Linked DNA regions of Homo sapiens: all the other regions are linked to region 2. A link is a loop called in an ENCODE intact Hi-C map of the cell type or tissue named here. Cell type or tissue: mammary epithelial cell. All regions are shown on one strand.

Evidence for each region. A loop is a pair of places that touch in the nucleus more often than their neighbours do. Peaks named below come from ENCODE experiments on the same cell type or tissue, not always from the same donor. Only the 100,000 strongest peaks of a DNase experiment are listed, where the experiment ranks them.
Region 1: a loop joins it to region 2, with 19 times the contacts of the local background. A loop is called at or near these places in 6 of 110 quality-filtered maps.
Region 3: a loop joins it to region 2, with 9 times the contacts of the local background. A loop is called at or near these places in 58 of 110 quality-filtered maps.

What each region holds. Positions count from the first base shown.
Region 1 is chr11:26,519,440-26,527,439 of GRCh38, reverse strand. ANO3 (anoctamin 3) reads right to left here. Exons shown (of 27, transcript NM_031418.4): 7 at 1,761-1,805. Among named protein-coding and RNA genes, the nearest start is that of MUC15, 49 kb to the left of the region's middle. RefSeq lists enhancers at 3,307-3,866, 3,867-4,426. In mammary epithelial cell, a CTCF peak has its summit at 4,368 (motif pointing left); no DNase peak of the experiment used is centred here.
Region 2 is chr11:27,154,486-27,162,485 of GRCh38, reverse strand. All of the region lies in intron 2 of BBOX1-AS1 (BBOX1 antisense RNA 1), which reads left to right. Among named protein-coding and RNA genes, the nearest start is that of BBOX1-AS1, 60 kb to the left of the region's middle. In mammary epithelial cell, a CTCF peak has its summit at 3,507 (motif pointing right); DNase peaks (open chromatin) are centred at 3,055 and 3,555; H3K27ac peaks cover 449 bases.
Region 3 is chr11:26,293,758-26,301,757 of GRCh38, reverse strand. It overlaps a transcript of ANO3 not described here. Among named protein-coding and RNA genes, the nearest start is that of ANO3-AS1, 9.8 kb to the right of the region's middle. In mammary epithelial cell, a CTCF peak has its summit at 4,402; no DNase peak of the experiment used is centred here; H3K27me3 peaks cover 120 bases.

The sequences.
Region 1 (8,000 bases), 640 kb after region 2:
AGACATAGAATAAAGAGATTTACTTATTATAAGTAAAATGAAAAGGGGTGGGCTAGAGTAAGGTTCAAGATATTTTAATAATCATTTGGAATAAATGATAACTGAATTTTCATTTTATGAACTTACACAGAAAATAAGAAACACAAAAGATAAAACAAGTAATGACATATAATAGTGTTCATTTTTCTAGTTTACTTTTACATTTGACCAAAACAGAGAAAAGAACATTTTTTACATTATTAAAAATGTTTCGTTAGGATTTAGTATACGCATTTGCCATGATAGCTTTATATATAAACAGACATTTGTTCCAATTTTAATATACAGAATATATACTTTCCCAAGTCTCCAAAGGAAAGATTCTTGTTTAACAGAAAACCTACTAATTATGTAGTAGCAAAGTCTCACTAATTCTATAGTAGCAAACTGAAGCAAATCAAGAGATTTTATCAGCCATCCAACAATAAGCAGGCATATGCAGAGCAAAGACAAGAAAAACCTGCAGTTGTAAACTTGCAAATTGTAATATTCCAATGACTAATTTTATTAGCAAAAATGACTGGAAATTTGCTACATAGACCAGGACCAAATACCCACATGGGAAATGAGAGCTCATTCCAAATTAAAATATGTTAACCTGACAGAAAAATGTGACTCGGTTGAAGAGCATCATTAATTTAAAGAGGAAAAGCTATTTCAGTGCTAATTTCTTTAATATTCATTCTAATTTCAAGTTTTTTTCTCCATAATTTACTTTTCTTGTCACTCAATACTGCCACGCCTAAAATTAATGCTTAAAACAGATGGACATTTTCCCATTCTGATTTCTAAAAGTTTGAAATTACATTCAATTTTATTTGGTAAAGAAACTAGATTTATTGAATCATTTCCTAAGATGGTCTGTTATTCACACCATACAGTTCTAGCTTTTGTGTTATTCTGATTTGTAACATACATCCTTCAACATCATTTAATGGAGCATACTCTACCACATTCACATGCTTTATCTTTGTTAACTGGTTCTTTGGCAAGGTGCAGAAAACGGCCAAGGGTAAGAAGCTTTTTCTTTGAGCATTCATTAAATGGGAGCTGATTTCTTCCAGTTAAATAGTGACAAAAAGATTCAGATGGAAGAGTTTCTTCTGTCTCAGGGTAGTGGTTTGATTGACTCCTTTTCCATAGTTATTCTTACCACAATAGGTAAAGAGCTAATGTTTTGAGGTAAAGCTCTTCAAAAGTTCGTTTTCAATACTAGGATAAGAGCGGTACCTTCCGGGGTTAGAATGAGAGTGGGTCTGCAATTCAAAAGACGGTACATGGCCTTGGTAAAGCACCTCATCTCTCTGAACACTAATCTTTGCCACTTCTTTCAAATGAGAGAACTGGACTGAATGATACAGAAGGTCTTTGTCAGGTTTATTGTTCTGTTACTGTGGGTCATCATTTAAACATTGATCCTGGTCTTATAACTATTTTTAAAATTAAAATATCATAACATGTGAACTTGCGATTAAAGTCCTCCTTCCATAACATTATAACATGGGAAGATTCCAAGAATGGCAATGATAAATTGTAACAAAAAGATTATCAGATTTTAAATGTTATTCGATTTGGCATAAGTTATTTTGGAAATATCTTCGACAAATCAATAGAATTTTTCTTCCTATGATTTACAACTGCTGATATGGGGAATCAAATATCTTCTTATTTTTTTCAAAACGACAAATTTGTTATAAAGAAATGATTCATCACCCACCAACCTGCCCATTGATTTGCTCCTCCCGTCAGTGTAATAGCATTTTTTCCTGAAAAAATAATAGAAAACAGCTAAGGAAAGCCACAGGAAAATAAAGTGATACGAGTGAGTGACAACATTCAATCATATTGAGCATTTCTATACTCCAAGTTCCGTATGCTTAAGAAACTTAAGATGTTTGAAATAACCCAGCATACTATGAGGAATATCAACCTTACATTGTTTTAATTTCAGAATCTAAGATACTAATAACAAAGACACTCTAATAAATCAACAGACCACTTTTGAAAAAATAGAATTATTTTTAATTCTATTTATTGAAAGTCTGTCTTCTGCCACTCAATTTATACTAATTGAATTATTTTCTTACATATTATATAAGGCCATCCATCCATCCATCCCTCCTTCCATTTTCCCGTCCATCCATCTATACATCCATTTAATACGTATGTAATAAATACTTCTGATTTGCTAAGGAGTGTTATAACCACTAAAACTTTAGAGAAAAAAGAGGTAGGGTCAGTTTGTGCCCTCAAGAAGCTTCCTTGATAGTTGAGGTGAGAAGTCATCAGTTAAAATAAAATGTGAAAATGCAAGAATGGAAATACCCAGGAAAGGGAGCTCAATTAGTTTTTACAGGTGGAGGACAAAGGACACAGGGATGTTGCCCCAGAGGATATGTCACCTGTATTGAATCTTGAAGCATGAATGGGAGTAGTCTTTTGGGTAAAGAGGTTACACATGACATTCTAGACAAAGGTAGTAGCAGCATATGAGGTCGTCATTGGGACAAAACCAAGTATTATAAGATTTAGATAACTGCAACCAACTTGGTAATAGCTGGAGTATACACTAAAAGTTGAGGATCCTGATAAAAGAGTGGAGGATGGTAAACAAGGCACAGATGATAACGGGCCTTAACAGCTAATGCTGAGGTTTTTGGATGAAAAGCAAGGGGAAGATATTGAGTGTTTTAAGTAGAGGTATAGCATTTCTTAGAGAAACTAAAAATTAAGGTGACAGAATTAATTCATCTCTTAAATAATTTTCTCTACATGCTCATGTTGGAGCTCAGGAATCTGATATTCTCGCTCTTCTGAAATACCTCTTTATCCCCATCACTAAAATTCATTTCAGAGGATCAGTAAGCTCCTCTATGCTGTGGTACCTAGAAAGCAGGGTTAATAGGACAACTGATATTTAGCCCTAAGTATGTTATTAGCTGCTTAGAAAACTTGAAAACTTTTGGAGATACCATATTTCATTGCAGTCCCTTTCACTGCAAACTTTTGGAGATACCATATTTCACTGCAGTCATATTGCCAGAAAATAATTTTAAAGTTGTCCCTGCCATATTCCAACACTAACTTCAAATATGGAACATTGAAACTTGTTATATCTATCCGAAACTCACACTTTAAATACTTCTCTATTTTTTTCAAACATACACAAAAGCTTGTGTGCGTACTTCACTCAATTCTTACTGGACTGTAAACTCATCTTTTCTTCAGAACCACCGGTACATATATTGTCTTGCACTATTTTCCCTGATGTAACATACCTCTTCACTGATGGTCAATGAATAAATGAATGAGCCTTTGTTTAATTCACAGTTGCATTTAACTCTTTCAGTGCCAGAGAGTATTTTTCATTTCATAAACACTTACTAAATACAGTATTTTTTTCAAAAAAGCTACAAATATGGAAATTGGTATAAAATAATTTCCAGCATCAAATAAATCCAGGGACATCATTAAAAGGAGATAATGTTTACAACTGTAATTATCAGGAGTGGATATGGTTAGGAATATTATAAAATAATATGGAGAGGGTTGGTTGGCATTTGAACTAAACACTACTCTCTGTCTTTATTGATGGTAGTCTGAATATTTCTCTTAAACAATTAAAAAACTTTGAGAAAATGCTTTTGGAGAAATAAAGAAAATGGAGAAAGTCATACAAAATGAATATAAATACTTTTTAGAACACTTATATGGTAAGAACAAATAAAAATGAAAAATAATAGACTTAATTCTCCCTGTTGAAAACGAAAGAGACTTCTCCTCCCTTTCTCTTCTGAGAGCATTAACTTAAGAAAACTTGCCATTATAAGTACTTTCTCCTCTCTTTGAAATGTATATGAATTCTTTAGAAAATGCGATGGGCCTTTTGTCAGGATTTAGGAGCCGTCTTTTTAAAATGTAAACATGAAGGGAGGTAGCAGTCCCCTGTCCATTTCTGTGAGAGGTAGGAGCTTAACTTTGGCGGATGCCTTGCGCCAAGTTGCAGAACTACCTCCTGTCAAAAAGATATGAGAGGTTTTATTTCTCTTCCGTATGAAGCTAATTAACAGCCCAATTACCAGGTGAATCTATGATGAACTATGAGTGATGATACGGTTTGGCTTTGTGTTTCCACCCAAATCTCATCTCGAAGTGTAATCCCCAGGTGTTGAGGAGGGAGGTGATTGGATCATGGGAGCGGTTTCCCCCAAGCTGTTCTCATGATAGTGAGTGAGTTCTCACGAGATCTGAGGGTTTTATAAGTGTTTGGAAGTTCCTTCTTCATTTCTTCTCTACTGCCACCTTGTGGAAAAGGTGCTTGCTTCCCCTTCCACCATGATTGTTAAGCTTTCCAAGGCCTTTCCAGCCATGCAGAATTGTGAGTCAATTAAACCATTTCCGTTTATAAATTACCGAGTCTCATGGAAGTTCTTTATGGCAGTATGAAAACGGACTAACATAGGGCTACTTATTGTTTATTTTGAGAACACGCTTACAATAGGTTGTATTTGTTTGGCTATATTAAAAAAAATGAGATTTCCCTCTGTCTTTATAAATTTTAGTGAATTGACTATGATATGCATCACATTCTAGTTTAATATTTATTCAATAACGAAATGGTTTTCTTCCTTTTCTATCTTTGTGGAGAGGTTTTCTGGGTGGGGGAAATTTTGTTTTTATATTTTCAATATACTGCATATCTTTGATCCAGGAAGCAAACAACAACCTGTAATTCTCCTTAATTCTTCTGTATAAATGAACGTGCAGGGCCAAATCCTTTTCTACCTATAATCTTCCATCCTGTAATTTAGTAACTGCCTACTGTTCATGTACGGTGCTTTATTTTTCCCTTAATTTTTCATTTGAAAGGTTCTGCTATTTTATACCTTGTGTCAAGGCTGCAGTCATCTATCTACCTATTACAACAATCACTTCATATTATAAGTAAATGATTGTCTCAACCACTGTTTCCAGCCAGAGTCCAACACAGTCAATGGCTACATGTGGAGATGCCTGTGGGACTAAGTGAGGAGGACAGTTAAATGAGTGAAATCCTGACCCCCATGCTCCTATTTTATAGATTGGCCTCCCTTTAGATTTTATATTTCATATTATTTTTGCATAAAAAGTGATCTAAGTTTAACCCCAATTATGATAAAAATGATTGCTCTTAATGTTTTTTTTTTGTTGTTGTTGTTGTTGCTGTTTGTTTGTTTTGAGATGGAGTCTCGCTCTGTCGCCCAGGCTGGAGTGCAGTGGCGCGATCTCGGCTCACTGCAAGCTCAGCCTCCCGGGTTCACGCCATTCTCTTGCCTCAGCCTCCCGAGTAGCTGGGACTACAGGCGCCCGCCACTACCCCCGGCTAATTTTTTGTATATTTAGTAGAGACGGAGTTTCACCGTGTTAGCCAGGATGGTCTCCATCTCCTGACCTCTTGATCCACCCGCTTCGGCCTCCCAAAGTGCTGGGATTACAGGCGTGAGCCACCGCGCCCGGCCGCTCTTAATGTTTTACAAATATAGCCCCAAATTTGCTTTGTTTAAAATATTTGTGGGAGAAAGAGCTTGACAAAAAATGTGAGGTTGGCCCTATCTGGGTACTCCATCTGAGAAGCCGCAGGATGACTGAATTGTCTTAAAATGTGCTGAACTCTCTTATGTGTGAGAGGTAAGCATGAATAGGAATCAGCTTTGGATCGCAAGAAAAATGCTAAAATGATCTGACATGTCTGGAATGCAGAAGACACAGGCTGAGTCCTTCCTGATATGACAAAAACTAGAAAATGTAGACTATTATAAACCTTTGAAATTGTCCTGGTTAGACTTGAAACATCAAGTCCAACATGTAGGTCATATTTACTTTAAAGAAAAGTCAAGAAAGTAGTGGCTAGAAAAATGTAGGCAAATTAAAATTTTACACATACATCCAAGCAGAAAATTTAGATAAAATGCTCAAGATTCATGTTTATGACAGAAGGAGGAAGAAAAGAACTTGCAGAAAGATTATAGCTAACAAATCTTGTAACTTCGTTAAATATGACAGGTAGGTTTCAAAGTTGAATAAATATGGAACTGCTCTGTATGAGTAAAATTTTGAATGCATAAATTTTTAAAAAATATTATCCTAAAAAGAGATACATATGTTTCCTATTTAGGTTATTATTTTATATAATTTAATTTTAAGGCAGTATTTGTTCTTGAATATGCTAACAATTGTCAATTGGAGACTAGATTGGCCATCACGAAAATAATTTGCCACTTAGTTTATGCTTGAATAGCATTCCTTTATTATGAGTTGGCTGCTATCCCAAATTTCCAGTGTACATTGTAAATAAATGACAAGTAGTTCCTAAGGAGTTAATGTTACATCCATTATTTAAACTGGTCTGGGAAGATCTTCCAAAAGAACTCCAAGCAGTTCTCAAACTCTTTTCTCAAGAACACCAGTATTACATGGAAATTAGGAAAAGGCTATACAATTTATAACTGCCTCTTGAAATTTATAAAATATATAAAGACTATTAAAATATTAAAATATCCAAGACAAGATTTCCTTACCATGGACATCACAAACATTTGGAATGCTTGCTAAAAATTTATATACCCAATCCCATTCCAAAGCTAATATGCCAGAATCTCTGGGAGCAGGTTCCAGAAATCTTCATTTTTATTACTTCCCAGGTCATTTTAAGGTGCTCTAAAGACTGAGAGCCACTTCTCTAAAAATATTTTCAGTAAATATTCTTATTTATTAACTCAGAAGTTCAGAAACAAATTTGGTCACAGTATATTCTTCTTTTAAGATCCTGTTGAACTACTAATACTTTGACACACTTTGGAAAATGCTGCATATTTTAAAATATTTTTATTGGTAAATCATGAGAATTTCCACGGTATTTTCTAAGACTTTCCACGATCACAATGCAATAATCATATTTTTTTGAAAAACATTATAAAGAAGAAACTTCAGGCAAAACACCAATTAAAAGGGATAGTAACTGCACATGTTCCATGTTTTCCCCCCCTTTTTCATTTTTTCCTTGGATATAGTAGAACTCTTCTTTTACATGCATTCCTACCAGGTAATTAAAAAATGAATATAGTTTTTTTAAAAATGATCTGAGTCAAGAAAACATCCTCTTCAAAATCTCCCTTGGGACAGAGCAACACTTGTGGCACACAGCCCAAAGACCTAAGCTCTAATTCATACAAAGGAAGGTCACTTACAATCCAGCAAGAGAATGTTTTTAATGTACTTCTTAGGAAGAGAAACAAAGAAATTAATTGTGATAAAGATTTTTTAAATCTAAGTTAAGGGAACAACAATTATTCCATCACTAAGAGTTCCTTGAAGTTTATTTGAAAAGGCAGAAATAAGGAAAAAGAGAAGAGGCCAAACGTGCTCTGACTTCCATTTTTTTTTAAATTAGTAAAATCCAACTGAGATGGTGGAAAGAGCAATATGATAAGTATTACACCATAGAATTGTGTTCCCATTGTCTCTATAAGACTTTTCCTGGATAGAGTACTGCAGAATGAACATGTGTTAAAGAAAGAAAAGCTATTTTTGAAACTATGAAAGTCAAATATTAGGGGTAAGGCAAACATTTGTTACCAATTGCAATAGACAAAGCAGTTGTGTTTCCCGAAAATTCACATGTTGAAATTCCAATACTTAATGGTTCTTGGAGGTGGGGCCTTTGGGAAGTATTTAGGTCATAAGAGTGGAATCCTCATGAATTGGAGGAGAGAGCAGAGAGCTAGCTAGCCCTCCTTCTACCATGTGAGGATACAACCCAAAAGAGGGCCCTCACCAGAGCCCAACCATGCTGCCACTTTGATCTCAGACTTCCAGCGTCCAGAACTGTGACAAGTAAATGTTTGTTGCTTAAGACATCCAGTATGTGGTAATTTGTTCTACTATCCCAAACCAATCAAGACACTGAGGTTGTATTTATAATT
Region 2 (8,000 bases):
TTTTTGTTCTAGGTCAAGGAAAATAAATCAGCTTGTTCCCGTGTGTGTGTGTTTTTTTCCCCTAGAAGTGAGACTCAGCTAAAGTTCTGGGAACAGAGAGTTCAGGTTAGCTGTGTTCTGCTTGAGAGGTTTTTCTGTGTCTCTCCATTGAGCAGGTTAGTCCTGGGTGTCTTGCTTGGGCAGATACTTTACTTTTTATTCAATAGGTTAATAGCTACATTTTCTTCAGGGCCTTGAAAGAGTTTGTATAGCTTCTGAGACTCTACATTGAATCAGTATGATCATATAATCTTAATATAATTATTAGCACAGTGTTGGAATTTAGTATTTTGGTTATAGGGCAGAGAGCTCAAGAGGTCACATTGTGGTGTCAGGTAGACCTAGGTTTAAATTATAGGCTGTGTACATTGAGAAAATTATACCAGAGCTTCTTGGTGTGCCTTGAAACAATTCACTAGTATAGTCAACTGTTGGATGGCTAGATAGGGCCTGAGGTGGCCAGTGCCCCCACAGATGGTTTCTTATGCCTGCCAGGACCTACAAAGTGCTGTACAAATGTTATTCTTTTCGATTTGTGCCTTGACATGACAAGCCTTGTGTTTCTCATCTGTAAAATGATTATAACAATAGTATTTACCTTAAAATAATTAATATATCCAAAGTGTTTAGAATAGGACCTACCACATAGTAATATATGTAAGTAATTATTGTTATCAGCTATAATTGTTTTCCAAATATTATCTATAAAAGGGAGATGGATAAATATTTATTTATACTTTGGATAATAACCTAATACTACATTATTTTGTTCTTCAAATTATTTTAGCTTTGGCCATCAGGTGCTTTTCCAGGTTGACTCGTGTATACTTTTATCATCCTTTTGCTTTTTGAATACCTCCTTACTTTCTAGCATTGAAAGATGCTCCAGGCTCACTTTGTATTTTCTGTGCCCCAGCTCTGGAATCAGCCATTTCTCCAAGGATCCCTGGTTCCTTTTATTGAAAAATAGTATTAGACATCAAGATCTGGGTACTAGGTGAGCCACTAGATTTTGATCCAAATACTTTTGTATTATGTTGGTGTCTGTGAAATGACACATTGAGATGAGCTGGTCAGGGAGGCACTGCAGGGCAGGGTATAGAATAGTTATATCAAGCCAGAGTCACGGAATGAGAGTGTTTACTGGAACTTGAGTATACCCAGAAGGGAATGTTGCTGAGGAGAGTCTGTGGAAGAAATCAGTCTGTGGAAGAAATCAAGGATGTTTTTATAGGCAGTGTGAGTCACAATGATTCTGCAGTGGTGATTACATTCTAATGATCCCTGACTTCTTTAGAATTGTTTCGATGCTTTCTTTTCATTCCAATTATCTATTGCTGTGTAACAAATTACTCCAGAACTTACTGGCTTAATACAACAATTGTTTTATCATCTCTCTTGGTTTCTGTGGGTTAGTGATTTGGGGAAAGGCTCTGCTGGATGGTTCTGGAGTCTTTAATGAAGTTTCAGTGAGCTGGTGGCTACAGCTGTAACAGTAGAGATATGGAGCAGCTGGGGACAGCTAGATCTCTCACTTATATCTCTTCTTCAGATAGTCTCAGGGCTTCTCCATGTCGTCTCCTCATGTAAACTAGCTTGCTTCCTCACAGCATGGCAGCCTCAGAGCAGTTGGAGTGCTCACATGGGAACCAAAGACCCCAGTGCAGGTGTTCCATGGGACCCTCACCCTTTCTGACCTCACTTTAGAATTTACTTTCACTGCAATCTATTTGTTACAAGTGAGTTACAGACTGCTCAGATTCAAGGGGAGGGGATACAGACCCATCTCTCGATGGGCAGAATGCCAAAGTTGCATTTTAACAAGAGTCTCTGGGATGAGAGTCATTGTTCTGAGCATCTTTGGGGGAAAAAATCCTCCACACATTCACATATGCTCCCAAGATTTCTAGCATTTGAAAATATGGCATACATTCATAAAAGCTGAAAGGTGCTGCCCTAAATTGGAAGGGTCTTTATCTGGTGTCTTTCTGTACATTTCTTCCTTTATTTCTCACTGTCATGACTTCTTAGAATTTCTTTCTTACCCACTATCACTCATCTACTTTCCCATGTCATGTTTTCTGATTCTGTCTTGAGGGACATAAAGATTTTCTTTAAGTGGGCTGTTTGCTCTTAGTGTGGCTGAAAGACGACATGTCTAATAAAACACATAAACGGAGAGAGATGACACAAATGAGTAACGGAAAACAGAAGGAAAAATGAACAACGATGGGGAAAACAGAGTCAGTGGCACTGAAAAATATGTGAGAGCACACACAGAAGGGACTGAAAAATGTTTAAGAGTGAAAATAAGGAAATATTAAACAAAAGAAAAAACTGCACCAGTGCTAAGAATTGTCACAGGCCTATTTTCTACAAAATAGTAAAACTGGGAATCAGGGATGTCCTTAAATCATAAAAATTGTGTAAAAAATTAAATGTAAGTGAGAGAAGAGGGTCCATATTGCTTATCAGACCTGCCAAGGGGTATGTGGCTAAAGCAGCTTTAAGATCCAGTGATAAGGTCAGGTGCGCTGGCTCACGCCTGTAATCCCAGCACTTTGGGAGGCCGAGGGGGGTGGTCACCTGAGGTCAGGAGTTTGAGACCAGCCTGGCCAACATGGTGAAATCCCGTCTCTACTAAAAGTACAGAAAATTAGCCGGGTGTGGTGGCATGTGCCTGTAATCCCAGCTATTCAGGAGGCTGAGGCAGGAGAATCACTTGAACTGAGGAGGCGAAGGTTGCAATGAGGCGAGATCATGCCATTGCACTCCAGCCTGGGAAATAAGAGTGAAACTTCGTTTCCAAAAAAAAAAAAAAAAACAAATCCAGTGATAAAATGTCAGAAGCTCACATGGAGAAGGACTTGTTCAAAGTTACAGATAGGAGCAGGAGAGCTCTGAAAATCTGACGTCACTGATTCAGTGACTATGTATGTCCCAGCTGAGATTCAGCTTGTTTTGGCCCCATTCTGCTTCCTGGTGAGACATGCTGTTCCTCCCTTGCAAGTTTGTTCATCTGCTTTTATCTCACTGTCCAGTTAACATTCATCCATTCTCCTGTTGTTCTTACTAATACTTATGATATGTCCACACCTTTACCAATTGCTATTGTCTATTCTACAGCTGAGCTCTTTCTTAGCACACTCTACACACACACAGAGACACAGACACACATAGACACACACAGTTTTGTTTCTTTGGTTGTTAGAAATCACAGTTTTCTTCTATGTGCAAAGAGATACACTGGGTATGAAAACTCCATGAATGGAGAGGGCATGACAAAATCTAGACGTTAAGAATGCTGCACTTCTTAGCAAGCAATGAAAGGACAGAATTCATGAGTTCAGGAGGGAAATTTTCCTCTGCCATGCTACATGAGGGAGCTCTAATTTTCTATTTTCATAAAGTTTGTGAAAAGAAGTAGTGTGTATTTAATAAAGGCTGCGGGTTAATTTCCAGGGCAAACCACTAGATGGAGGCCCTGCCTAAAGAACACACTTGAAGAATGAGTCACTCCGATCTGCAAGTTTCCTCTTCCAAACGTGAATTGGAAGGCCGGGAGCAGTGGCTCAGGCCTGTAATCCCAGCACTTTGGGAAGTCATAGGTGGGCAGATCATGAGGTCAGGAGATCGAAACCATCCTGGCTAACATGGTGAAACCCTATCTCTACTAAAACAAAACAAAACAAAAAACAGCAACAACAAAAAACCCAACCAAACAAAAAAACGTGAATTGGGGGCACCAGCTGAAATCCTAATTTATCCAAAAGGCTCTGTAATCTTGTCTTGTTGTAGAACACGCCTCCTTTCTAACCGCTTTGTCAATTCTCCACTTTCTTACTCATGAATTGCCCCAAAATTGGGTCATGCAATGCCCCATGGTTCCGTACACTTATACAACTAACTATAGGAATGTTTTTTACTCTTTAAAGACTTTTCCCTTCTGAATGCCAGAATGCCAACTTTGTCTTTATTCTCCATTTCATGAGCTTTAAGTGCTACCTGACCTGTGAAGAGTTTGTTGTTTCTTGAAAGGAAACCTTGACAACACAGGTAATCTCCCCAGTATGGGATTTAGAGTCTACATAGTAAATAAACAGAGACAAATCTGAAGGTAGCTAACCTCTTTTTCTGGGGGTGGAGTTAAGTTTTTCTGACTGATACAGATTACTCCATAGCTAAGGCACTTGGGACAGGCCTTATTTTTTATTGTGAGTATTATTAGAAGCAAGTGTACGTTTACTCTGCCAATAAAACTCCATTGGTTTAAACGTATTATAGCTGCATCTCATAAGCTATACACTCACAAATATTTAACATTTTCATCAAATAAATCTTCACACTTGAGATATACAAGTCAATCAACAATTCACAGAGCTTACTTTCTTTTATTTTGTGTATAAGAAAGCAAGAATGGAGATGGGCCTAGCTTCCCAACCTACATCTTTCTCTCGTGCTGGATGCTTCCAGGAATACTTGAACATCAGACTCCAAGTTCTTCAGTTTTAAGATTCGGACTGGCTCTTCTTGCTCCTCCAGCTTGCAGACAGCCTATTGTTGGAACTTGTGATCATGGCTTGGGAGCCAAGATGGCCGAATAGGAACAGCTCCAGTCTACAGCTCCCAGCATGAGCAATGCAGAAGACGGGTGATTTCTGCATTTCCAACTGAGCTTTGAAGAGAGTAGTGGTTCCCCCAGCACGCAGCTTGAGAGATGGGCAGACTGCCTCCTCAAGTGGGTCCCTGACCCCCGAGTAGCCTAACTGGGAGGCACCCCCCAGTAGGGGTGGAATGACACCTCATACGGCCGGGTACTCCTCTGAGACAAAACTTCCAGAGGAATGATCAGGCAGCAGCATTTGCGGTTCACCAATATCCGCTGTTCTGCAGCTACCGCTGCTGATACCCAGGAAAACAGGGTCTGAAGTGGACCTCCAGTAAACTCCAACAGACCTGCAGCTGAGGGTCCTGACTGTTAGAAGGAAAACTAACAAACAGAAAGGACATCCACACCAAAACCCCATCTGTACGTCACCATCATCAAAGACCAAAGGTAGATCAAACCACAAAGATGGGGAAAAAACAGAGCAGAAAAACCAGAAACTCTAAAAATCAGAGGGCCTCTCCTCCTCCAAAGGAACGCATCTCCTCACCAGCAATGGAACAAAGCTGGATTGAGAATGACTTTGATGAGTTGAAAGAGGAAGGCTTCAGAAGATCAAACTACTCCGAGCTAAAGGAGGAAGTTCGAACCAATGGCAAAGAAGTTAAAAACTTTGAAAAAAAATTAGATGAATGGATAACTAGAATAACCAATGCAGAGAAGTCCTTAAAGGACCTGATGGAGCTGAAAACCATGGCACAAGAACTATGTGACGAATGCACAAGCCTCAGTAACCAATGCGATCAACTGGAAGAAAGGGTATCAGCGATGGAAGACGAAATGAATGAAATGAAGTGTGAAGAGAAGTTTAGAGAAAAAAGAATAAAAAGAAATGAACAAAGCCTCCAAGAAATATGGCACTATGTGAAGAGACCAAATCTACGTCTGATTGGTGTACCTGAAAGTGACGGGGAGAATGGAACCAAGTTGGAAAACACTCTGCAGGATATTATCCAGGAGAACTTCCCCAATCTAGCAAGGCAGGCCAACATTCAAATTCAGGAAATACAGAGAATGCCACAAAGATACTCCTCAAGAAGAGCAACTCCAAGACACATAATTGTCAGATTCACCAAAGTTGAAATGAAGGAAAAAATGTTAAGGGTAGCCAGAGAGAAAGGTCAGGTTACCCACAAAGGGAAGCCCATCAGACTAACAGCTGATTTCTTGGCAGAAACTCTACAAGCCAGAAGAGAGTGGGGCCCAATATTCAACATTCTTAAAGAAAAGAATTTTCAACCCAGAATTTCATATCCAGCCAAACTAAGCTTCATAAGTGAAGGAGAAATAAAATACTTTACAGACAAGCAAATGCTGAGAGATTTTGTCACCACCAGGCCTGCCCTAAAAGAGCTCCTGAAGGAAGCGCTAAACATGGAAAGGAACAACCGGTACCAGCCACTGCAAAAACATGCACAATTGTAAAGACCATCGATGTTAGGAAGAAACTGCATCAACTAACAAGCAAAATAACCAGCTAACATCATAATGACAGGATCAAATTCACACATAACAATACTAACCTTAAATGTAAATGGGCTAAATGCTCCAATTAAAAGACACAGACTGACAAATTGGATAAAGAGTCAAGATCCATCAGCATGCTGTATTCAGGAGACCCATCTCATGTGCAGAGACACAAATAGGCTCAAAATAAAGGGATGGAGGAAGATCTACCAGCAAATGGAAAACAAAAAAAGGTAGGGGTTGCAATCCTAGTCTCTGATAAAACAGACTTTAAAACAACAAAGATCAAAAGAGACAAGGCCATTACATAATGGTAAAGGGATCAATTCAACAAGAAGAGCTTGGGCGATGGAGTGAGAGACTCAATCTCTAAATATTAGTAAGTAAATAAAATAAAATAAAAATAGTTAAACAACTATTTTACTTTTTAAATTGATCTGTTTTCTAGGTCAATATAGTGAAGTTTTTATTACCTTGTAATAAAAGCACAATTTGTTGGTCAGCAAATATATTTAACAATATTAAGAAATATTAAGAAGTAGGTCTTAATAAGACCCACTTCTCCCAAGAAGCCTTCCTTATTAGGCTTAGAAGAGCTCTTTACTGACTTTGAGCTCCCTGGGCCACACATGGGGGAAGTACTTAAGCTTTTATCTTATACTCCCCTTTATTCTAACCCCTACTAACATCTTAGCTTACCACAGGGAGATTTAAGCCCCTGGTGCTCAGAGAGACTCCGAATTGTACTTGCTATAGGTCCCCGATCCACAGACTACTAATAATACTTACTAATGTCTAGAAATTACCAAGAGAACAAATTGGTGGTTTTCTGAAGAAGAAAACATTCTACTTCTCTTGCTTGGGTTATGGGCTATTCCTGCAGATTATCTCTTTATGCTTTCCAGTTATGTAATTTAAATAATCAGAAAAGATATAATAAAAATTAATTAGTTAGAAAAATTTAAAAATGCTAAAGCAACTAAAATTAGTATAAAAACAGGATAAAACAAGTAAAATGGAATCTTGATAAAGCCCTAAGAAGAATGGAGGTAAGAAAGCAGTATAAATAATCATAAGGAGGCAAAATAAACTAAGAACAATGAAAATAGAGTAAAAGGCCAGGCGTGGTGGCTCACACCTGTAATCCCAGCACTTTGGGAGGCTGAGGTGGGAAGATTGCTTGAGCCCAGGAGTTCGAGACCAGCCTGGGCAATGAGGCAAAACCCCATCTCTGCAAAAAATTTAAAAAATTAGCTCTGTGTGGAGGCATGCACGTGTAGTTCCAGCTACTTGGAAGGCTGAGGTGGGAGGATCACTTGATCCCAGGAGGTTGAGAATTCATGCCACTGCACTCCAGCCTGAGTGCCAGAGCAAGACCGTGTCTAAAAAAAAAAAAAAAAAAAAAAAAAATACAGTAGAAAAGTTAACACAAAAAGAATAAAAGAGTCAAAGAATAAATCTAGCTAAAATGATACAAAAGTGGGTACAGGTTTAGGTTTATAAAAATCAAATCAGTTAAAGAGAATGTGTACTGAGCAATATTAGGAATTCTATGTTTTAGCCCATCACATGAAAACAATTTTGGCCTAACTGGCTAAACCAGGCCTTGCAGAACTCTATGGAAAGAACTCTAGGGCAGAGGACCCTCAGTGCTCTGAGGTAAAAAATGGAAAGCAGCTTAAACCCATTAAGAAAAACTGTTTTTTAGGCCTATTTAGGTCACAGGTCATGGTGCAGTAGATGATTCCTTAGAATAATTATCTAGTCCAATCTTCTTCCTATAGATCTGTGAAATAAGGCCTACATTGATGAAAAAGGTGCAATTTCA
Region 3 (8,000 bases), 860 kb after region 2:
ATAAAACATTTTATCATAGAAGGCATTTAAGGGTTTTTGCAACTGTAGGTATGTAAGAATCTTTTACCTGAACTTAACATTCATTTTTCATTCTCTGTCTCTCTTCTTCCTTCCCTATCTCTCAATCCCTCCACTCCCCTACATAACATAATGTGTTTATAGAATGACAGAAGTGGAAGAAATACTAGATCTTCCATTCTACTTTTAGGAATTGTAATCCTTGGAGCACTTGAATTATGTGTAGCTGCATCAAAGAAACCTAAAACAGTACAAAGGTGTTCAGTGAGTGGCCAACTGGATGCACCAGCCCTTGTTTAAATAAAAGTACTTCAGTTTCATTTATGCTGCTATTTTAAAATTATTTTAACTGCATATCTAGTCTATTTTTTCTCATTTAATAAGCTAAGAAACTACAGACTCAGAAAGCTCAATTACCTAACCAAGGCTATAAATAGGCAATGTCAGAATTAGGACAACAATTCAGGTATTTGGTTTTTAAATTCCAAATTGAAATTAGAAATCCAATGACAGTGGTAACAATCTGTCATTCTGGGATTGCCATAGTTTATTAAATACATTATGAAGAGGCAATTAAGAAAGTAAAGAGGCTGGGCGTGGTGGCTCACACTTGTAATCCCAGCACTTTGGGAGGCCGAGGCAGGTGGATCTCGAGGTCAGGAGTTCAAGACCAACCTGGCCAACATGGTGAAACCCCATCTCTACTAAAAATACAAAAATTAGCTGGGAGTGGTGGTGGGCACCTGTAATCCCAACTACTTGGGAGGCTGAGGCAGGAGAATCGCTTGAGCCCAGGAGGCAGAGGTGGCAGTGAGTGGAAATTGCACCACTGCACTTCAGCCTGGGCAACAGAGTGAGACTCCACCTCAAAAAAAAAAAAAAAAGAAAAAAAAGAAAGAAATAAATAAAGTAAAGAAGTACCCAGGCAACAGTAGTGACATTATCCTAACAAGAATATGAGCGATATTATGCAAGGTTATGTTATTTTGCTTCAACTGAGTTACTGAATATATAAGATAATTTATGTTGAGCATCTGCTAAACATTAGCATATAATTTTTCTATACACCTGTTCCACAGACACATATCTATAAGGGAAACTTCTAGAAGTTTGTTCCTATGTGACTGCCAAAATCTGGGCCAATCCTTTTTATCTGGTCCTTAGTCTCCCCATCTATAATGAGGAGAATGAAACTGATCTCTAAAATAATTTTCAATTCTTACATACTTGGTTATTTAGTTGGTGTGTCTCGATTCTTCTCCAGCCTCACTAACTCTCCTTTTCAGCCTCCTTTGTCATTCCTCTTTTTCTTAACCTTTTAACTTTGCAAATGCTATAAAATGGGGGGCAAATGTCGAGAGAGAGAGAGAGGGAGAGCAAATGAGAGAGAGAGATGGAGCCAAAAGGAAAACAAAAATTGCATAGGAAAGATGTAAAACAACTTGCTTTTAAAAGTAAGGTGTGTATGTGTGTGTGTGTCTGTTTGGTGTCTCTGTGTATGCGTGTGTCTGTGTGTGTGTGTCTGTGTGTGTGTGCGTGCGTGCTTGCATGGGCATCGCACTTCCTCCATACTCATACCTATGCAATTAAACCATAAATGAAGGAAAAAACATGCCAGCATACAGACTGGTCTTCCTCAAATTCCTGATAATAACCCCACATGAGGGCTTAATGGTGCCCAGCAGTCAAAATATTTTTCCCAGGTCCAGCTATTCTCCCACTCTCCTAGAAGACTACTTCATACTTTATTCCCTCATTTCAAACCCTGTCTTCCAACACCTCCTCCCTATATCTCACTCTTAGCTGATAATTTTGCTTCCTATTTCACTGAGAAGACTGAAGCAATGTGAAGAAAACTTCCACAGCTCCCACCCACTTATTGGCAATTGTATACTCATATATTCTGCCTTCCTGACTGATAGTCTAGATAAACGAACTGTATTCCAACAAAGGCCATCTCTTCCACATATGGAGTAGTTTCTATCCCTCACTCCTACTTCAGGACAGCAGCCCAATAATTTCCCATACATGCTCTCTCCCTACAGAGTCAAGTCCAGTCCCTGCACCCCCTGCCATTCTAGTTGATAATTATCATCACCATACAAGCATGCCAGTCTCCGCCTCCCCACTCTAGTTGACATTTATCATCACTATACAAATAGGTCTTCTAATCCCTAAAAAGAATAGGAAAAAAAAAAGGCAATCTCTCTTGACTCTAGTTTTCCTGGTGGCTTCTTCTCAACTTATTTGTTGCCTTTTGCTCCACTAGTCCACAAAAGCAGATAAAGTTAGAACCAAAACTTACTATTTCTAATTCATTTTTCAAAAATCCTCTACAGTATTTATTTATTTTCCTCTTATCACTTCACTAAGACTGTCAAAGTTACCAATGACCTCTTCTTCACCAAAGTGAATTCTTAACCTTCAGCTTCTTTGATATATTAGGGGCATGCTATATAATTAATCACACTTTCCTCCTTGATAAACTTCCCCCACTTAGCTTTCAGAATACCACAGTGTCTTGATTCTTCTCCAGCCTCACTAACTCTCCTTTTCAGCCTCCTTTGTCATTCCTCTTTTTCTTAACCTTTTAACTTTGCAAAACCCCAGAAACCTCAAACCTTAGACTCTTCTCTTTATTTCTTATGCCTGGTAATTTCATCCTGTCTCATGGTTTTATACATCTTCTGTAGAACGATACTTCCTAAACGTACATCTCCAGTCCAGATCTCTTTTTCTAACTCCAGGTTTTTAGACCACATGTATGTCTTCTTCACATTTCCATTGGTCTGAAAGAATCAAGTCCAAACTCGACATTCCCAAATGATCTCTCTGATCTTGGCTCCCAGACTGTATTCAGTCATTATTTTGTCATTTCAGTCGATGGAGAAAAGCTTGGGGCCAAAAATCTTGACTCTTCTATCTCACAACACTCATTCATTCTACTTTCAAGTATGTCCGAAATCTAACCATGACTTCTCCCCATCTCCACTGCCACCATCTATTGTACATCTCCTAAATGATTTTGGTCTTGCCACCGTCTCCATTGCCCAAAATGATAGTAGATTTAGGTTTGGAAACGAGTAGACATGAGCTAGGTGATATTAAAGTGAAATTCAGCTAATACAACTCCTTTGTTTAAAACCTTTCATTCAATGAAGCCCCACTTTACTCAGAGTAAAAGGTTAATTACTCAGAATAATTATTTGAAAACGAGCTCTACAAGGCCTGAAATAACCTTGCTTGGCATTGCAAATATTGAAAACACAAGTCTTTCAGTGAACAGTTATTCCATACCCCTCATATTTCCATGTGTAGGGACTTCTGTTGTGGAAAAAAATCTAGTTTATATATGATTTGTTAGCTTAAAATATACAGGAAAAATTGGTTCAGCAATTTCTTTTTTCCTTTCCATTTTGGCCTGTTTTCTCTCTCCTATCACCTGGTATGTGGTCCATCCCTTTGTGGGTGCCCTGGGATCTGCTAGTTGTGCCAGTTACTGGGTGGGTAGCTATTAGATTGAGAATGAGGGAAGGAATTTGGGCAAGCTCCTTTGGCTACATATCTAAGTCCTATTTTCCAGCTTACATCAATTCACAATTGACATTTTGATCTCTGTCTTGTAGTCTCTAGTATTCTATTTCTCAAATATTTTCTGAGAATCCAGGCAGAGAAGAGAAAAATGTTATCTACTGATTCTGCTGAAATCCCAACATGTTCAAGGATTGAGATACTAGTTTCTATGCTCCTCATTTTTGCAGGCACCACCTGCAGTTAGGAAGGAGGGTATAGTGGAAAGAATGGGGCTGTGGTGTCAGGTGGTCTTGGCTTCTCACATCAGATTTGTTACTTACTGATTATGTCACCCAGAGTCGAGTTATTTAACTTCCTCAGCCTCCTTTCCCTGATATAAACAACGGCATGAATAATGACTGCCTCATTGCATTGTTGTGGTGTTAAAAGAAATGATACACATGGAGTTCTTGGAAGGAAACTTGGTACAGATGGGTACTCAGAATTATTGCCTTTCCCTTTGTAGTAGTAACCCTCTGAATGAATGATTGAAATCAAGAGAAAAAGTTGTTTACAAACTATACAAGTTGAGTTGTAGGAAGAGCATTTTGGGGAAAATGACCAGTCTTTTATTTTGAAGGGAGAACAAAATGAATTATCATCTTGGAAAACTAAAGGAAACTAATGTCAATAAAAGGGCACCAGTAAATCTGTCTGAAATGTCTACATTAGCTAATGTGGGTGGATTAAGAGGACCCTTGATTCATTCAGCCCACTGCCTGTGTTCCGCATAATTACAAGTGCTTATGGCTTATGCAAGAATGTTGTTGATCATTGTATGACAGGCCCACAAGTGTTTGTCTGTGTTAGAACAGCGACACTCACTGGTTATTTGTGATACTGACAGAAATGCTCACTAATAAAGTGAAATTTAAAATGATCCTCATAAATATCAACAAGACAAAAAAGGGATAAAAAAAAGAAACACAGATATACTGGAGGGTAAAAAGAAATTCACACACACACACACACACACACACACGCAATGGTTGATGCAGCTTGGGATGTTCAGCCAGAAGAAGAAAGAACACAATCAGTGATTACTATTTTTAAATTATAGGAAGTAATCTGAAACATTGAATCCTAAAGTATATTATATAAATATTTTGATCAATATAATTTTAAGAGTTATCCAATATGAAATGAGCTATCCTGGGTGTGGCTACCTGTCTCTAGAGGTACTCAAGTGTATTTTTAATAATGATTGACTGGAGTACCCTAGAGAAGATTCATATATAACATTAGGAATTCTGGATGATATCTAGAAGTGTTTCAGCTTCAAGTTCCTGATACTCAAAGGCTCAGACCAAAGTCACATTTACGTGGCTTGGAAGCTAATCATATTTTTCATAGTAAAAGCTGTCTCCTTCGCTGATATATTAAGAAAACATTTTCTTAATTGTTAAGGCCCTACTGGCTGTGGAAAGGTGAGTGCTTTTCAAATCAGTGTCTGTTATTCATCAATGATAATTACTCACTGCAGTGAGATATAATAGAAGTATCTCCCATGTCTCACCTGTTGGATGATTTTATGTCACCCAACACAAGATAGTAAGAATGATTGACCCCCTTTTTTCCTAACCCCTAACCTCAGTAAAATATTCAAGTCTCATGGTAAAACTAATCTCAGATTCAAGGAGGAAATCAATCTGTGTGAGTAACCAGTAGGACACTACCCAGAAGTCATATTATATTTTCTCTCCCTCATAGGCTGGTAAAAGAGAGACATGATCTGAGTGTCAACAAGTTAGATATGCTGCTTTATTCATAATCCCCCAAAGCATGGAAGAGAGGGTCAATTAATCTGGGGCCAGGATAAGCCGGAGCATCTCTTGTAGATGTTTTGTCATTTCTTATTTTAGAGATGTTTAAATTTGGAGATTGATAAAAAACTGCCAACTTGCCTAAGGCAGTAGGGTTTTAATAAACTCATTTATATAATGAGAGCTCATTTTCCTTAGGTAGCAAGAACATTTTCATATATAAATCAGTGCACATAAGATCAATTGCCAACACAAGAGAAAATGCAACCTTACTGTCCACTGCCAATTTACTACTGAGAATAATAAACCACTTTGTTTTCATTTCTTTATTTTGAAAAAGAAACACATATTTGGACAAAAAACAGCAGTGGCAGCAATTATGTTTAAGTTTGCTATTGCAACCATTCCCCTCTTCAGTTAGCATTGGGGTGTTCATATCACAAGAGAATTTTCAGGTTTATGAATAAAAACAGAAACATCTAGAGAGAGGTGGCTCTGTAATTTCAGAGTAGAAAGGAGACATTTCCATGAAGAACATAAAAAGGGTGACAACATAGGTGGGAACGGAGCATGGGAGGAATTTGGCTCAAACTGTTAGGCTCTGTTTTCTTAGATTTATTTCCAAACGATAGCATCTGCAAGAACAAAACCCAGAAATATATTTAAAAACGTCTTTAAAATTTTTAATCTGATTTGACAACTGATGGAGATATGAGGTGCTCTATTTCACATCTGAACTTTTCTAGAAATACATAATTTTAAAATCAATTTAAAAAATTAATAACTTTTTTGGCTACTTGATAGCTTTAAGTATTACAAAATATTATTTAATGTTTTCAATTAGGTTTACTGCTATCTATTAATTTTTTTTTTTTTTTTTTTTTTTTTGAGACAGAGTCTCACTCTATCGCCCAGGCTGGGCGCTATCTCAGCTCACTGCAAGCTCCGCCTCCCGGGTTCACGCCATTCTTCTGCCTCAGCCTCCGGAGTAGCTGGGACTATAGGCGCCCGCCACTAAGCCCGGCTAATTTTTTTTTATTTTTATTTTTAGTAGAGACGGGGTTTTACCGTGTTAGCCAGGATGGTCTCGATCTCCTGACTCAAATGATTTTTGATGTTGCTAAAGGGAAAACAAAGACCTTATTATCATAAGAGGGTTATAAAATAATGTGTTAGAAAATGACTCAACTGAGGCAGGCGCGGTGGCTCACACCTGTAATCCAGCCCTCTAGGAGGCCGAGGCGGGTGGATCACGAGGTCAGGAGATTGAGACCATCCTGTCCAACATGGTGAAACCCCATCTCTACTAAAATACAAAACAACAACAACAACAACAAATTACCCTGGCACGTGGGTGCACGCCTATAGTCCCAGTTACTCAGGAGGCTGAGGCAGGGGAATCGCTTGAATTCAGGAGGCGGAGGTTGCAGTGAGCAGAGATCATGCCACTGCACTCCAGCCTGGCAAGGGAGAAAGACTCCGTCTCAAAAATAAATAAATAAATAAATACATTTAAAAAAAGAAGAAAAAAAAGGAAAATGACCCAGCTGAAAGCCTGTCACTTGGTGACATCTACATTCATTGCCGCAGATATGTTGATGTCTGTTAAAGATATGCCAAAGAAAAAGAAAGGCATAAGATTTTTTCGATGTGTTTTTAAAGTTTCAAAGAAGAATGATAAAAATCAAACTAGAGTAAGTCACAGGCAGTCTTTCTGAGTGAGGGGCAAAGTCACTGTGTAGGTGATGGAGTCAGAGAACACGATCTGAATCTTGCTTCTGTCAATTTTGTTGCATGACCCTGCAGAAGTTGCTTAATCCTACTGACCCTTGGTTTCTTCACTTGGAGAGCAGTAATGATAATTACAATAATAATAGCAATCATGATATCTAGAATAGTGCTATTGTTCTATATAGGCATTCCACAATGAATATATATTTCAAATCAACATGTAATACATGATAAACATATACAATGTTTATTTTTCAACTCAAAATAAAATTTAAAAAAATAAAGTAAAACAAAACAGCACTATTTTGAAGATCCTGTGATATCATAATATAGAAAGCAGTAGCACAGTGGCTGGTGTGGATAAACACTAAAATACACAGAGGCTCCAGAATAGCTCAATGGCTCTCTAACAGTCTTACGGAATTCATGTCGAAAATATGATGACAGTCTTGAGGCAATCATCATATTTTCAGGATAGGTCAGTTTCTGACCCTCAAGAAAAGATTATAGACTATAATTTCCAAATTGTGGACAACAGTCCTTTAAACGTATTTTATTTCCACCGGGCCCACTTTCTACTGTTATTCTTTCAGCTTCCACTGCACATCTCCCTGCAGCTCTCCAAACAGACCATCTTCCTGTGGACTCTTCCACCAAACACGGAGAGACTCTTCCATTGAAGTGCAATCAGAAACATTGGCAATGCAAAAAAGCGACAAAACTATTTAGGTAAATAACACCCAAATCCTAGTTACAACACTTGAGTGTTACTTAATCATTCTAGTGCCAGTTTCTTCACCTATAAATTGCTATTGTAATACTGTACCAATCTGATAAACTTATTACGGAGAATTAATTTAATGAGAAAAGCATATGCAAAGCACAAGGACATGTAAGTAGATGCCCAAGAAAGTT